Regions from separate parts of the Homo sapiens genome. Here region 2 is linked to region 1. Evidence: read pairs that join two places in POLR2A ChIA-PET (ENCODE). Cell type or tissue: B cell. All regions are shown on one strand. Each heading gives the region's core, and the rest is flanking DNA. Links, peaks and the distances in the headings are about the cores only. Region 1 overlaps GMNN (geminin DNA replication inhibitor). Region 2 overlaps RIPOR2 (RHO family interacting cell polarization regulator 2).

Region 1 (5,000 bases), core at 1-5,000:
TTCGGCAGTAAAATTCTCAACAGTCAAATATTAATGCATTTCATATACATGGCTTTGCATCCGTAGAGGAAGATACAGTTCCTTCAGCACACGTGCCAATTTCTGAGTCTTCCACTAGAGAATCCTCAACAGTTTCTTCTTCAGAATCAAATTCCTGATTATCCAGTGATTCAAAATTATCCAGAGGTTCACCATTCAGTCTCTTTTAAAGAATAAACCAATAATTTATTGTAAAAATGTTAAAACCTAAGCTGATCAGCATACTGATATAGCTGACCCGTATAGCATACTGATATAGCTATGAGATTTTTTTCATCTTGCCCCTCAATAAATTCATTTATAAACAGTATTATATCAAAGTCTCTACCATGCTAGATCATAGTCAGCAAAGTCAAAGTGTTTAATAATTTGTCTTTTTTTTTTAAAAAGCACTGAAATTATTTCAGAGTATAAACAGGTACTTCCCCAATCAGCTGCAAGGACAAGTAGGTGTTCTACATTTCCAATCAGCTGTGGACTAATTCTTTTAAGGCAGTTAAGACAGCTACCACAGTATCTCCAAATGAAAACTTCAAATATTAATTCTATCATGGATCTCAAATGTAAAAGGTCACAATTCAGTTACATGAAGTTTTGATTTGAAAAACTTTCTTCCTATCAGCAAGAAAAACTTTTTGCAAACATGAATAAATAAATCTTAAAACCTTTTTAAGGTCAAGTCTGATAAAGCAACACCAGGCTAATTCTTACAAACATATTAGCTACTTACAAAATGTTTTAAAGTCAGATAAAACCACAAAACTCATTTATTGTACAAATTATCAATTTTATAAATGACAGTAATGTCAAGCTGGTATTAAAATTAAAACTATCTAAAATGTGTCAACTATGAAATAATTTGCTATACATATTTTCCAGGGATAATTCCTTTTAATAACTCTACCAAAAAATATGGTCTTTTGCTTCATAACAATAATTAAGTTACTGAACTTTCACTCTGTGCAAGTACTCCTTGCAATTGTCCATCTATTGTAACTCATTTAATTCTCATAACAAGTCTATAAGGTAGGCATCATTACTCTCATTTTGTGGATGAGGAAGATGAAGCCCTGACCGGATAAACCCACTCTACCCAGCAAACTTAATGGTGTTAGGAAGGAAGTTAAGTCTTAAATCCAGGAAATCTGATTCCAGAGCCCTAACACTTCAAAGTGATCACACTACACTACCTCAACTTTATAGAAAAATACATAAATTTGAACCAGATAACTATTAAATTACCTACCTCTATTAGCTCTGCCATATACTGTACATGTTCTGCTACTTCTGCCAGTTCTTTATTCTCCTTTTTCAGGCGGGCAATTTCATTGTCCTTTTGTTCAATTTCTTTATGAAGCTGTATTACATAAATAAAGTTCAGTATTCCATAGATTTGCTATGCTATAAATCAAATTACATACCTCCAAGTATATAACATGGAGGACATGCAGCATAGAATTGACTCTCAACACAACGGGATTCATTTTGTATAATTGTCAAGAGCTGCCTTTTTACTTAAACTTTTCTTAAGCCAATACTAAAGCTAGCCCATATTGCTCTAATAAAATATGCTAAGCAGCAAAACAATCCTGGAATTTTTAAAAATGGTACAAATTATACTCAATACATACTTTCTCATTTTCCTTAAGTGCTTCATACAGCGCCTTTCTCCGTTTTTCTGCCACTTCCTTCCAATACTGAGAGGATGGATTTTCTAAAATAATATTTTAAATATAACTTTAAAAATCATTACTGTCAAAACCCAGTAATTTGTTTCAAAAAAATTTCCAATCTTAGTACCCCCATATTGTTTAGTAATACTCATTTTTAAAAGATTAAAGTTAAAAAATAAAATCAATATTATTCTATTTTCCCCAACATTTCCAAGATTTCAATCCTTCAGAATTACAACAAAAGTACAATACGTATATATCTTCCACCTAGATTATTAAAGATTTTTGCAATACATTTGTTTTGTGAGGTCGTGTCTTTTTATGTAACACTGACATTTTTACAAAGTCCAGATCAATTATTTTGTACACTGTCCTTAATTTTTTATTTCTGTCTCCATGATTAGATTCAAACTAAACATTTTTGGCAGGAATACTATATAAGTATAGTATAAGAATACTATATAAGTATGTATCCTCAGTATATCATCAAGAAGCACACGCCAATTTGTCATGATACTGGAGATGTTAAATTTGATCATTTGATTAAGATGCTATCTATCAGATTTCTGCCTTGTAAAGATAACTTTTTCCCTTAGTAATTAACTAATGATCTGTAGAGCAAAATATTTGAGACTGTGTCAATACCCTGTCCTCCAACAACTTTTTACCTAAGTTTAATTCCATTGATGATTGATGTTTCCGGCTTATATCTATTACTTCTACGGTGGATGGAAAACCAATTTTTTTTCACTTATGTAATTCCTTCTACAAGTAGTAGTTAGCATTATTCTGTAAATAAAAACTTTTCCTACCCCAATTTAAAAGAAAATTTATCAGTATAGACTCATATATCCTTTTTTATTCAATGTATTATAATCCATTCTTGACGTTATTCATTTTGATGCTCAAATTTTCCCAACTGTAGTCTGTGAGAATCCTTCCAAGATGACATGTGTTCTTTCAACATGTCCACCCGTTTTTGAGTACTTCCTTATTTTCTGTCAAAAGATAATCCATGATCACCCAAAGTTTCCCTGCCCCTGACCTGGAATCAGCAATTTCTCCATGGAACTTTAGTGAAGAATAGTGTTTATAAACCAAGAACTGGATACACGGTGTGCTCCTTTCTACAGAGGTGTAGTTTGTTTCTACCTGTTTAGGGGCAGTGCTAGGAAATGTAATACTTCAACATGTTATTCATTTGCTCAGTCCTAAAATATACACAACTTTTTTTTTTTTTTCAAAATTACACTAATACCACTGTCAACAAATATAATAAAGTTCAAACAACAAATGTAATAAAGTTTGGGATTTCTTCGCAGTTATTTTAATTTTTACCATGTATCGCAGAGGGTTACAAGGATAATGTGTTCCACCTGTGGTTATATTACCAACATGATATATAGTTATTTGTCTTGATATTTAACTTTAGCAGTTTATTTTAACTAATCCTTGATTTAATTTTTAACCTAATCAGATATGAGTGTCACAAATCCTGCTCTTCAATCTACAATATTTTTAAAGAGCTGCTTTATTTCTATCCAGTCAACCTTTCCTAATTTTGCCTAATAAAAATCCTACCATCTATTTCTCTTCTTCCTGTCTTCAAGGCAATTCAAAATGAGTCCAAATGTTACTGTGACCTTCAGCAAGTCAATTAACTTCTCTAGGCCTCAATTTTATCATCAGTACTTAACATTCAATGACCCATAATTCATACAGAAATAATAATCTTCCATAATGCTTACAAAACATCAGTTGCTTCTTCTTCTGATGTATACTACCATTCTATTAAAAACTAGTACTTATTATAGGCATAATTCTTCTCATTCATCTTTACTCTTCATCCATATTTTTATTGGTTTCCTTATGCCATACTCTCCTGGAATATTCAAATTCCTTTCATACCTCGAACTCATTATCTAAACATTTTTCTTCTAAAAAGCCTATTTCCAAGTCTTGTAAACCCCTACAAGGCAATCCAATTATCAGAGCTGTCATATTAATAACTATCCTTTCCCCCTACCCTTTTTTTTTCCTTCAGAGACCGGGTCTTGCCCTGTATCCCAGGCTGGAGTGCAGTGGTGCTATCATACATAGCTTATTGCGGCCACAAACTCCTAGGCTCAAGTGATCCTCCTGACTCAGCCTCCTGAGTAGCTGGGAATACAGGCACAAGCCACCATGCTCAGCTAATTTTTTCATACAGAGAGAGCCTCACTGTGTTGTCCAGGCTAGTCTCAAACTTCTAGACTCAAGCCATCCTCCTGCTTCAACCTCCTAAGCTACTGGGATTACAGGTGTGAGCCACTGCACTGGGCCTCCTTTTCCTAACATTTCATCCACACATGGATCTTGTCAAACAAATGGTCACATACAAAAACATTTATAGTGCTGTTATACTATCCCCAGATTACAGTAATTGGCAGAATTCATAATAGTATTAACAAATTTTTCCTTATATCATAATTTAAAATTAAGACAAAAGTTATCTATTTTTTCATACCTTTAATCATAAGATCAAATGACTCCTGGGTGACTCCTCCAAGATTTTTATTTTCACTAGATTCTGGGACAATAACCCCAGGGCTGGAAGTTGTAGATGTTAAGTGGTCATTCCGATGTTTCCTTTTGGACAAGCCTGCGGACAGCTATAATGAAAACACTTATCAACTGTATTTACTTTGATTTAATTAACAAGAAATTAGGTGGTTTTTCATTTATGTATTAAAAAAAGAGTACGCATATCTAACTTTTTCACATCTCTGGATCTTTAAAAAAGTTATACAATTAAAAATTCTACCAAAACATATAGTAACATTTTAGGAATTTTATTTGCAACAATTATTTTGGATTAGACTGGGGTCAAGAGCTTAGCTGAAATTATTTATTTATTTTTTAAAAAATTTTTTATTTTTATTTTTATTTTAGAGTCTCGCTCTGTCACCCAAGCTGGAGTGCAGTGGTGTGACCTCGGCTCACTGCAACCTCCACCTCCCAGGTTTAAGTGATTCTCCTGCCTCAAGCCTCCCAAGCAGCTGAGATTATAGGTGTGTGCCACCACGCCCGGCTAATTTTTTTGTACTTTTAGTAGAGATGGGGTTTCACCACGTTGGCCAGGCTTGTCTCAAGCTCCTGACCTCAGGCGATCCACCCACCTCGGCCTCCCTAAGTGCTGGGATAACAGGCGTGAGCCACTGCACCCGACGAACTTCTTAAATTGAACAATTAAAACCAAAATCACTTCTTTGGGAAATATATAATTGTGATTCCCAAATTATTTCCAAA
Region 2 (12,068 bases), core at 7,013-12,012, 55 kb before region 1:
CATTTGACGTGGAGGACATGACCGCATCCTCAGGCGCTGGGAACAAGGCAGCAGCCCTTCAGAGGAGAATGTCCATGTACAGCCAGGGTACCCCGGAAACGCCCACCTTCAAAGACCACTCCTTCTTTGTAAGTTCAGTGTAATTTCCCGAGTAGAATCAATGCACCTGAGCCAGTGCTTGCACCCAGCATTTGAAATGCTTAAGAGACAGTGCTGGGAGTTAGTAATTCTATCAGAGGTGGTGAGCCTCCTCTGTTTTTCCTCTCTCCTTGCCCACCTTACCTATTGCTGTGATGGTAACATGTAGATTTTTCTGAACATTCTCTAAGATCAGCCTTTTAAAGAAGTGCATATAAATAATAGCCTCCTTGTTTTAATCAAAAATGCTTGCTAAAAAGCTAACAAAATGTAGTAACCTGATTCTTCCCACTAACTCCCCCATCTTGCTTTCACTTCTGAAGAGGTGGCTGCATCCTTCCCCAGACAAGCCCAGGCGGCTGTCTGTCTTGAGTGCCTTGCAAGACACTTTCTTTGCCAAGCTGCACCGCAGCCGCTCCTTCAGTGACCTGCCCTCCCTCAGGCCGAGTCCCAAGGCCGTGCTAGAGCTCTATGTGAGTGTGGCCTGCCCGGGTATGGAGTGCTTGACTTCTGGGGCTTGTGGCATGTGTGACTTAGCATGTCTCTTGTTTTATCTTCTCTGTCTTGCTCACTGGGTATGGTTACAGCTGTACTGTCCTTGGGGCGGGACACTTGGTCGTGCATGTAACTTTGATAGAGACGCAGTTTGTCCTTCTCTTCTAATGATCCCTGTTTTTGTGCTGTGATTTTTCTCCATTGTGGCAAAGATATCCATGGTAACAAGATTTTAAACAAGTTTAAGCCTTTCAAAAACTGGCATTCGGCCCAGCATGGTGGCTCACGCCTGTAATCCCAGCACTTTGGGAGGCTGAGGTGGGTGGATCGCTTGAGCTCAGGCATTCAAGACCAGCCTGGCCAACATGGTCAAACCCTGCCTCTACTAAAAAATACAAAAATTAGCCAGGAATGGAGGCATGTGCATGTAGTCCCAGCTACTTGGGAGGCTGAGGTGAGAGGATCACTTGAACCCAGGAGGCAGAGGTTGCAGTTAGCCAAGATGGTGCCATTGCACTCCAGCCTGGGCAGCAGCAAACTCCATCTCAAAAACAAACAAACAAAAAATTGGCATTCAAGGAACTCAAAAGGATTTCAATGAATTTTACTAGAGCTACTTCTATTTGAAAGGTTCTCAGTCTTAGTTTATTATAATGTTTGTTAATTCTATAACACTTCGATAAAAAGATATCCTTAATTCACAGTCAGGAATACAATAAGTATTATATATTATACATTATGTCACCAGAGGATACACACACACATGCATGCACACACACATACATGGAACATCCTGCTCTTCACAGATGTATAAAACGAAGCTTTGAGTGTCAACAGAGGAAAGGATTAAAAGTCTTTGGGTTCATAATAATAATAATTGCATCGTTTTCATTGAATTAAAAAATGCAGGTGAAGGCTGAACATGGTAGCTCACACCTATAATCCCAGCACCTTGTGAGGCCAAGGCAGGTGGATTGCTTGAGCCCAGGAGTTCAAGACCAGCCTGGGCAACAAAGTGAGACCCCGTCTCTACAAAAAATTTAAAAATTACCCTGTTGTGGTGGTACACACTTGTGGTCCCAACTACCCAGGAGACTGAAGCAGGAGATCACTGAAGCCCAGGAGGTTGAGGCTGCAGTGAGTTATGATTGCACCACTGCAGTCCAGTCTGGACAACAGAGCAAGACCTTGTCTCAAAAAAAAAAAAAAAAAAAAAAAGGCAGGTGAAAAGGACCAGGCTAAACTCTGGTGGAGTTTTCAGGGAAAATGGGAAGATTGTATGGGGGAAATACACATGAAAACATGAACCAAAACACAAAGAGCTAACACAGCTATACACGCAACCGTTAACATAACATGTATATTCATGCTCATATGTTCATGTGCTACAGGTTGGGGGTTGTGGGCGAGAGTTGGTAGAGGTTTCACGTCATAATTTAAATAAGAACAAGGTTAGAAAACAACTGGATGGCTTTCCTGATAAAACCTTTTAGATAAATGCAAAGGTCCTCAGAGCGGCTGTTCCCATCTGGCCACAGCCCACCACAAGCCCATCCCACGTTTTCACTCTCTATCCTCTGCTGGGGCCCCTTGGAGCTTCTCAGTGTCCTCCAAATGCACCACCTCCTTTCAGGAGCTCATGTCTTTGCATGTTGTTCCTTCTAGAACGCACTTCCTCCGGTGCCTGCCCCCTACTTCACCATCTTCCACACTGAGCTCCAGGATTGGCTCTTTCACAGGCAGCAGCCACTCCCTCATTGGGGCCCTTCCCTCATGATGTCATCCCTCAGTTATAGCGTGTACACCATTGTACTGTTGTGTGCTTGTTGTTAGACTTGTCCCCTTGGTAGACTGCAAGTCCCCTTGGGCAGGGCATCTCAATTTATTCTCACTCAATATTTGCCACTTAAGTAGGTGGAAATTGAGCTTGAGTCTTGGAGTCTCAAGACAAATGGCTGGGAAGGACTTTGGAATTTGAATAAGAATCCTGACTACCCAATCTCCCTGCCATACCCAGTGTCTCCCACCTCCCTCTGTGCTGCCATGAGATGTGTGCACAGATCAGACAAAGCTGAGTGGAACCACATGGAGGGCCCATGGGTTCTAGAAGCCTAAGGAACCCCCATGGATGAGGTCTAGGGAGAAGGCTCCAGGCATCCTTCATCCCTCCCCTAAAAGATTCCTTTTATCTTTCCTAGAGACATAAGGTGTATATGAGGTGGGGGGTGCAAATACGGGAGGGAAGAAACTGAAATACACAAGCTTGGAGGGGAGGAAGAGGAGCACCAGAGCCCACCACACCAACAACATTGTGGACCACAGTTCAATAATCACTAATAGAGTAAAACATCCTCAGTTTGGGAGGTAAAGAGACAGAGCTTGTAGAGGTTACTCAAGTGTCCAGTGACACATCATTTCACTCGTCCTGTGGTTAAAGTAAGTCACCTTCCAACCATGCTACAACGGACAGTTTGGGTGCAACGAACTGCATGTGTCGGGATCTAGTGGCCTCAGATACAGCAGCAATGGGACCAGGGACCCAGCTGGAGGAGGAAGGGGAGCCTTTGTCTTCCCTTCTGCTCTTCACTGCATTTGCTGTAATGTTTTTATTTGCCGGGCTTATTCCCAGCAAATTTTGAGAATTTGTCAGTTTCTATATAATTAAAACAATTATTAGCATGATACTTACCATTTATTTACTTTAAAAACTGAATCTGGGATCTAAGAAAAATTAACCATTTTGGGCCAGGCGCGGTGGCTCACGCCTGTAATCCCAGCACTTTGGGAGGCTGAGGCAGGCGGATCACCTGAGGTCAGGAGTTTGAGACCACCCTGACCAACATGGCGAAATCCTGTCTCACTACAAAGAAAATACAAAAATTAGCTGGGGGCGTGGTGGCGCATGCCTGTAATCCTAGCTACTTGGGAGGCTGAGGCAGGAGAATCACTTGAACTCAGGAGGCCGAGGTTGCAGTGAGCTGAGATCGCACCATTGCCCTCCAGCCTGGGCAACAAAAGGGAAACTCTGTCTCAAAAAAAAAAAAAAGAAAAATTAACCATTTTGAAGGGGTTAATCTCAGTAACTCAAAAGCCCTTTCCACAGAGCAGCATTTGGCATTTAGGCATTATACACAGACCACAGCACAAGAGAGCTGACTTCAAAATAGAAATGCCTGAATAAATGAATGATCTTGGTTACCTGGATATTTCTGGCCTCTCTCTTCAGAGTTCTGCTTCATGAAGCACAGGGCGTACCTGTGACACCACCCAGGTCTGCTTGACAGATGACTTGGTGTTTCTAGGCAGCCTGAGAGCCCTGGGGTTTGCCTCCTGCAAGATTGATGTTCCATTTATTAGTCTTTTCCTTTTATTTCTAGAGAAGCTATGCAAATGTATGGCTGGCCTTGAATTATTTATGGTGTGGTTACTAAATTAATAAAACATTTTCCAGAGCTTGGGATTTGTGGGCAGAGATTTTCAAAAAAATAATTTTTGAGAATTGAAGCAGAACAAAACATCACAACTTTGGAACTAAATTGCATGGATGTTGGAAAGTTTTTTAAGATAGATGCCTAAATAGAAAAAGAAATTGGTAATGTTATTCATAACTATGGCTGCCAAATATTATGAGCTCTTGGAATTCAGAAAACAAGCCCCCTCCCCCCATGCAACCTTTTCTTTTGAAAAATGTCAAACCTTGAAACTATTGCCATGAACTTTCACCTAGATTCAACAATAGAAACAGTCCTTGATGGTCTGTTTTCTTTTGCCAGATACACACACACACACACACACACACACACACACACACACACACACACGGCATCAACAAATAAAATGCTAACATTCTGAAAGTTCTGGGTTTTTTCATTGTAATTGCCTTATATTCTGTCTGGAAATAAACCATGCCAAGCCAAATGCATCATTTGTATTGAAAATAATAATGAGGTATCTTTTATCTATAGTCAAATCTACCTGATGACATCTTTGAAAATGGAAAGGCAGCCGAGGAGAAAATGCCACTGTCGCTCAGCTTCAGTGACCTGCCCAACGGGGACTGCGCCCTCACCTCCCACTCAACAGGCTCCCCTTCCAACTCAACAAATCCAGAAATTACCATCACCCCTGCGGAGTTTAACCTCAGCAGCTTGGCCTCCCAGAATGAGGGTATGGATGACACCAGCTCAGCATCTTCCAGGAACTCCCTGGGAGAAGGCCAAGAGCCAAAGTCACACCTGAAGGAGGAAGACCCAGAGGAGCCCAGAAAACCTGCCTCGGCCCCATCTGAGGCTTGCCGCCGACAGTCCTCAGGTGCTGGGGCTGAGCACCTGTTCCTTGAGAATGATGTTGCAGAAGCACTTCTGCAAGAGTCTGAGGAGGCCTCTGAGCTCAAGCCTGTGGAACTGGACACTTCGGAAGGAAACATCACAAAGCAGCTGGTCAAGAGGCTCACATCTGCAGAGGTGCCAATGGCCACAGACAGGCTGCTCTCTGAGGGTTCTGTTGGTGGAGAATCTGAAGGCTGCAGATCCTTTCTAGATGGAAGCTTAGAGGATGCTTTTAATGGGCTTTTACTTGCATTAGAACCACATAAAGAGCAGTATAAAGAGTTTCAGGATCTGAACCAAGAAGTCATGAATTTGGATGATATTCTAAAAGTAAGTACCTTTTCAGAGAAATTGGATTAGGTTTGGAGAGAGGTGTCCTAAGCCAACATTCTATTTAAGATGAGGTATCATTTAAAAAAAAAATCCTGTCCAATCACAGGATTAATAGCTCATCATCATTTTAAATGGCACTAATATGCCAGTAGTGCATATTAAGTTTTATTTTCCAAACAACAGATCAACTTATCTAAATTGATTAGGATTTAAACAAAGAGCTCTAGAGAATGTTGAAATTCCCCCAGTCCCCAAGTTAATCATTTTAATCCCATATGTGAAGTAGAGGCACTTTGATGATTACAGTCTCACAGGCGTTACTGGATAGGATCCCTCTCAGGGGGTCGGGAAAGCAGGGAGCCCTTTGCCTGGTTGGAGTCAGAGTTATCCGTCCCATTGTGAGAGCCATGAGCCACTGCCTGCTGGAGGAGACTACCTGCTCTCACAATTGGTCCAAATAACCAAGTCAGAATCTCAGATTAATCATCAGCAAAATAATCATCCATTCTACTCTAGAGCGGGAGATCTACAGACTCTCCAGGGATACCCTCAATCCATAGGGATCAGACAGCCCAGGATGGAGGTGGGAGGGTAAGATGAGAAGGATGATTTCCTCGCAGGCGGGAGGTCCTGATAATGAGATCATTATTGCTGCATCAGAATGTATCTGTCTCCACCTGCATACAGATTAATTTTTTAAAAAACACTGCACAAGAAGACAGATTTGAATTGTTGTCCCAAATCTCACTGCTACTTCTTGTATTCTTTGCTGCTCTGATTTATATTGTCATATAAAAGAAAAGAGAACTCAGATCCTTTTTCTTAAAAGAGCAGTTCTTTGGGGACCTGGTCTGTAAAAAGGCTTGAAAGTAAGGTTGCAGGGGCAAGCCGAGAACCAACCCACAGAAAGCTGTTGCATCCCTTTCTAAGACTGTTTTCCTGGCTGGGCATGGTGGCTCACACCTGTAATCCCAGCATGTTGGAAGGCCAAGGCGGGCAGATGACTTGAGCCCAGGAGTTAGAGACCAGACCGGGCAACATGATGAAATCCCATCTCTACAAAAAATACAAAAATTAGCTGGGCATGGTGGCACACACCTGTAGTCCCAACTACTAGGGAGGCTGAGGTGGAAGAATCGCTTGAGCCAAGGAGGCAGAGGTTGTAGTGAGCCGAGATCACGTCACTGCACTCCAGCCTGGGTGAAAAAGTGAGACCCTGTCTCAAAAAAAAAAAAAAAAAATATGGTGATTGTTTTTATATGTAGCCTGCCCAGTGGCATCTGAAACTACATTTCCAAGGCTTTTTGACCATCTTATCCTTCTCTACTCAGTCTTGCTGACCTAACTCTGTAGGAGATTTGTGCCCCAGGCAGATGATAATTCAGGTCCTGACTCTCCAGGTCCTCAAATGCTCATGACAGATAGTTCAGTTGATGGCATAGCCTCCGAGAAACAGAAGGGCACTCTGAATCTACTTTCTGTAAAATATCAGTTCAAAACCATCAGCTCAGGGCTTGTATATGCAGGCTGCTTGTCTGGTATTCTACTAAACACCTATCTTTTCTGCAAAGTTGACCAGCTTTGCTTTGTGGGCAAAAGGTATTCATTTCAAAGAGCTAAGACACAAATTGATGCCATCTAAAGTGAATTCCTTAGAGAAATCCAGTAGTGATAGCAGCTCCCATTCCAGGCATCTAGGGTGATGGTAAGTAGCTCAATCCACAGGAAACACTAAGCATTATTAAAAACTGGTGATCAGAGACTTCTTTCCAGAGTATTATTTCAGTCTGCTGTTGTTCCAAAATTGTCCTGCTACTAAAATCCTCAACTGCCCCTTTCTTTGTCATGACCAATATTTAAACACATCTGTACTGTACAAGATAAAATTGTGCAGACACCTTGCTTAGGAAAAAAGACCCTAGAAGTAGGTGAAGTCAAGACCGACTCCCTGTCTCCCCCTGAGACTGCTGAAAACATCACTAGTGAGTGTGTTTAGGTCTGGGGCAAATGGCTTTGTATCCAGCCAGAATTAAAGCATCAGCTGGACAAAGCTTTCTCTTTTCTCCCTCCTTCACATTCCTAGGATGCTAAACACCTTGACGATCAGAAACTAAATGGTGCTGCCTCTTGGACGGAGATCACTGAGGGTGAATGAGACAACTGTGATTTAAAAGACCGAAAGACGTTTTCCCATGTGCTTTTGTGCCATCTTGAGTGTCAGAGACAGATCCCTGCAAGGCCCTTCCTACCTTGCGCTAAGAAATCAGCAAGGAGTGTCACCTAACTGGATGGAGGACATTTAGTGCTTCTAACTTGCAGAATTTGTCCCATTCGACCCACCCCAGCATCCTCTTGAATATTTGGAAATACTTCTCTCCAACTCTGTGCCCATAGCAACTGGCATTGTTTTGCTTGTAATGTTTCTGCATGTGGCCAGCATTATAGAATGCTCCAGGCCAGAGAATGGGATTGCTCCCATGATGCCAGGGCCTGGTCAGGGAAGTGGTGGGACTTGTTCCCTTTGAGGCAGAGCTCCAGAGGAAGCAGGGCTGCTTCTTGTCATGCCCAAGGCATTCATTCTTTCCTCAGTCCTCAGAGGAAAAATTATATGCTGTGAGCAGGTGCGGTGGCTCATGCCTGTAATCCCAACACTTTGGGAAGCCCAGGATTGCTGGAGCCCAAGAGTTCAAGACCGGTATGGTCAACATAGGGAGACCCTGTCTCTGCAATAAAAGAAAAAAATTAGCCTGGTGTGGTGGCACATGCCTGTGGTCTCAGCTACCTGGGAGGCTAAGGTGAGAGGATTGCTTAAGCCCGGGAGATTGAGGCTGCAGTGAGCTGTGATCACACCACTGCACTCCAGCCTGAGTGACAGAGCAAGACCTTGTCTCAAAAAAAAAAAAAAAAAAAAAAAAAAAAAAAAGATGCAGGGCTTCTTACCTAGGGAACATGGGCTAGGTGAATTTGAACCACTTCCTGTTTCTGGGATTTGTTTTGTTAGTCCTTTAGAGCAGATGCCTTAGATAGCTAGCGCCTTTTGTAAAACACCGAAGACATTGCCACTTGGAATTAGAGATTGGTCAGTATTCAGCATTGACTCACTGACTTAAAATTTGTCTGCTTGTGGTATTTTATTTTGGGGTGAGCACTAGGCAGAGGGATATAGCAGTTCTGTTTCCCAAGGCTTTGTGGTTGACATGGTTTTGTTTTTTGTTTTTTTTGTTTTTTTTCAACTTTTTGTTATAAAAATTTCAAACAGAAGTAGAGAAGATCCTCTAATGGATCCCAGTGTGCCCATCCCTCAACCTCCTCAGTGATCAACTCATGGCCAATCTTGTTTCCTATTCTTCAACCTGCTGACTTCCCTCTGGATTCTTCTGCAACCAGTCCCAGATATTGTGCCATTTTATCCATGGTTGTACTTCTTTTTTGGATATAAAGATTTTTAAATGCATTTTTTAAATGCTAACAAAAAATAAAAACTTGAAACAAAAAAAAAAGTGTGGCATCTCCAATTGAGCATCGTGTGTCTGGTTTCTCTTTCCGGATATGTTGATGTTCTCCCTGGTGCCTTCTGCCTTTACAGTGCAAGCCAGCAGTAAGCCGCAGCAGGTCTTCCAGTTTAAGTCTCACAGTTGAAAGTGCTTTAGAAAGCTTTGATTTCCTGAACACCTCTGATTTTGACGAGGAGGAGGATGGTGATGAGGTTTGTAATGTTGGCGGAGGTGCTGACTCAGTATTTTCAGACACTGAGACTGAGAAACACAGGTAAGTCTGAAGTTAGTGTCTCCTTATATTTCTCCTGTCACAGCTGATACAGTAGTTCTTTGTTACTGTCAGAGGGGACCTGGTACACATTTCCAGGAAGATAAAACTCTCCACATGAGTGACCAGTTGGCTTACAGTTCCTTTTTATTGTCAAGTGCAATAAAAGGGTCAATATTATTCACCTCTTTTGGGTTGCTTAAGGGAAAATAAATATCTTTATATTTCCTCTTTATAAATAGAGAGGAAAATTTTGTATGAGAGTGTTTTATACAAGTACATGTGTACACATTTTTTTTTAAGACGTAGTCTTGCTCTGTCACCCAGGCTGGAGTGCAGTGGTGCGATCTCAGCTCACCACAACCTCCACCTCCCAGGTTCAAGCGATTCTCCTGCCTCAGCTTCCGGAGTAGCTGGGACTACAGGCACCCGCCACCACACCTGGCTAATTTTTGTATTTTTTTAGTAGAGACGGGGTTTCACCATGTTGGCCAAGCTGGTCTTGAACTCCTGACCTCAGGTGATCCACCCGCCTCAGCCTCCCAAAGTGCTGGGATTGCAGGTGTGAGCCACTATGCCCAGCCCTCACATGTGTCTTATAGGGTTCAGTGTCTACAACTTGACCCCATGTAATTAATTCCAAATTAACTAGGTATACACATTTCTGAAGAACTCTTACTGGATGACAAATTTGGGCCTGGTTCTCCCTGGCTTGCACTTTACTTCCACTGCCTTTGTTTTGTTGTGCTTCCCTTTCCCAACCCTTCATGTTTCCTTCAACCCAGTGAGTCTTTGCCAGAGATTGAGTTCATCAAGGCACGCATCCAAGTCAAGTTTAAGTCCCATGGTGCATATTTCTTGTAGAATGTAAGAGGGGATGACCAATGACTGCCACTGGTACTGCATGTCTCTAGGTGGAGAATGTGACCTTCTCTGGAAGCAACAGATGAAGGTGAAACATTGTCACCTTCACCGTCCGGTGTCCTCATGCAGCCAAATCATGTTTTGAGAACTAGAGCCTGGGGTCCAAATTTATAACTACATATAAAGCAAAATAAGCACAATGGAACATACCCACCTCCATCAATTGCTGTGAAAGAAAACACACTTTCCCAAAATGGGGGTGGATTGCCCGCTCATCTTTACCTTGGCACAATATGACGTAAATGGGTTTTCAAGTTACAGCAAGCTATGATTTCAACCTTCACAAATCTCCCTGAAAGATGCTAGTTTTTGTTTGTTGTTGTCCCTGAAGGGTTTCCTTTTTCAAAATAAAACCAGGAAAAAAAAAAACATGAGAACTTGAATTTACCCCATAAGCAATCTGGGGACATGGCAAAGAAAATTTATTAAATGAATGTAATGTTTAAATTATCCTACATTTGGCCAGGCATGATGGCTCATGCCTATAATCCCAGCACTTTGGGAAGCCAAGGCCAGAGGACTGCTTGAACTCAGTAGTTCAAGACCAGCCTGGGAAACATGGCAAAATGCCATCTCTACTAAAAATACAAAAGTTAGTTGGGTGTGGTGGTGCACACCTGTAGTCCCAGCTATGCGGGAGGCTGAGGTGGGAGGATTGCTTGAACCCAGGATGTCAAGGTGAGCTGAGATTGTACCACAGCACTCCAGCCTGGGCAACAGAGCGAGACCTTCTCTCAAATAAATAAATAAGGCCGGGAGTGGTGGCTCACTCCTGTAATCCCAGCACTTTGGGAAGCTGGAGGGTGAATCACTTGAGGTCAGAGTTCGAGACCAGCCTGATCAACATGGTGAAACCCCGTCTCTACTAAAAATACAAAAATTAGCCAGGCATGGTGGTGTACGCCTGTAGTCCTAGTTACTCAGGAGGCTGAGGTGGGAGAATGGCTTGAACCTGGGAGGTGGAGGTTGCAGTGAGTTGAGATCGAGCCACTGCACTCCAACCTGGGTGGCAGTGCGAGACTCCGTCTCAAAAAAAATAATAAAAATAAATTGTTCTGCCTTAATATTTTTTAGCTTGATAGAATTTGTGAAATACTTCTTATCCAAAAATTTTTCTGCATACTTGTTACCTTAAGCTGTTACAGGATGTAGCAAAGTCAGGCATCAATCTAAACTTTTTTTCTTCTTGCTATAAGAAACATTTTAACAAAAAAATATCACAAGCACAGGTTTTATAAATGTTATACATCATTGATATTAAATATGTCTAATTTGATCAATCTTATTATATGTCATCAGAAGTATTAGGGAAGAGAGAGAGACAGAGAGAGAGAGAGAGTGTGTGTGTGTGTGTGTGTGTATTTTAAATATGTATTGGCTGCTATGTGTGGACTGCCCAGACACAAACTGAGTGTTTTCCCCTTGGAGTCAAATGTGAATCAGAATCAGAATAAAGCATTCAAAGCCTCTAAGCTCTGGTGCTAATCTTTTTAAATTGTGGACACCAGAGAGTGTGAGGCTAGAAGCCCAAATCTTCCCTGTCCCGTCTAGCTGTGTGAACCAGGACACTCAAAATCTCTGCTAATCATGTGAAACAAGACCACTATTGCCACCCTCCCTAGTACGCAGGTTTAGTTTATGAATAAAATTAGATAATCAATGCAAGAGATTTTTTTAAATGTAGGTGCCTACCATGATATAACTTCATACAGTTCAACAAGGGGGTTTAAACAAAACGTCAGAGGCAGAACTAAGCGATTCCTCTGAATATTCAAACACCCTTTTTAACTTTTGTCCAGAGTAGAACATCATGTCTCTCTTCTTGGCAGCTTTCCTTTTTCCTTTTATTCAAGTAGCAGTTGATCTGAGGCCAGGAAAAAACCTTGGCAGATTATTTCTTAATGGTATTGCCTTTGGGAAACCACAAATATAGAGGACAATTTAATTCCAGAAAATTTGGCAGATCACCCTGTCAACAGAGCAGGAAAGTGCAACACATTCAAAATGAGGGCATGTTTCAAAGACTTCTGGGTGAAACTACTTCATAAGTGGTTCATTAGGCTTAAAAAGTAGAGAAAGAACTTT

Evidence for each region. Peaks named below come from ENCODE experiments on the same cell type or tissue, not always from the same donor. Only the 100,000 strongest peaks of a DNase experiment are listed, where the experiment ranks them.
Region 2: POLR2A ChIA-PET joins it to region 1 with 7 read pairs; 4 of 35 experiments call an interaction of 5 or more read pairs at or near these places.

Annotation. Positions count from the first base shown.
Region 1 is chr6:24,780,840-24,785,839 of GRCh38, reverse strand. It overlaps GMNN (geminin DNA replication inhibitor), which reads right to left. Exons shown (of 7, transcript NM_015895.5): 4 at 4,219-4,363; 5 at 1,671-1,753; 6 at 1,286-1,396; 7 at 1-202. The coding sequence ends at 41. Among named protein-coding and RNA genes, the nearest start is that of GMNN, 8.4 kb to the right of the region's middle. In B cell, for the core only: no CTCF peak of the experiment used is centred there; no DNase peak of the experiment used is centred there.
Region 2 is chr6:24,836,085-24,848,152 of GRCh38, reverse strand. It overlaps RIPOR2 (RHO family interacting cell polarization regulator 2), which reads left to right. Exons shown (of 22, transcript NM_001286445.3): 12 at 1-128; 13 at 4,599-5,291; 14 at 8,881-9,062. Among named protein-coding and RNA genes, the nearest start is that of ARMH2, 43 kb to the right of the region's middle. In B cell, for the core only: no CTCF peak of the experiment used is centred there; no DNase peak of the experiment used is centred there; H3K27ac peaks cover 2,164 bases.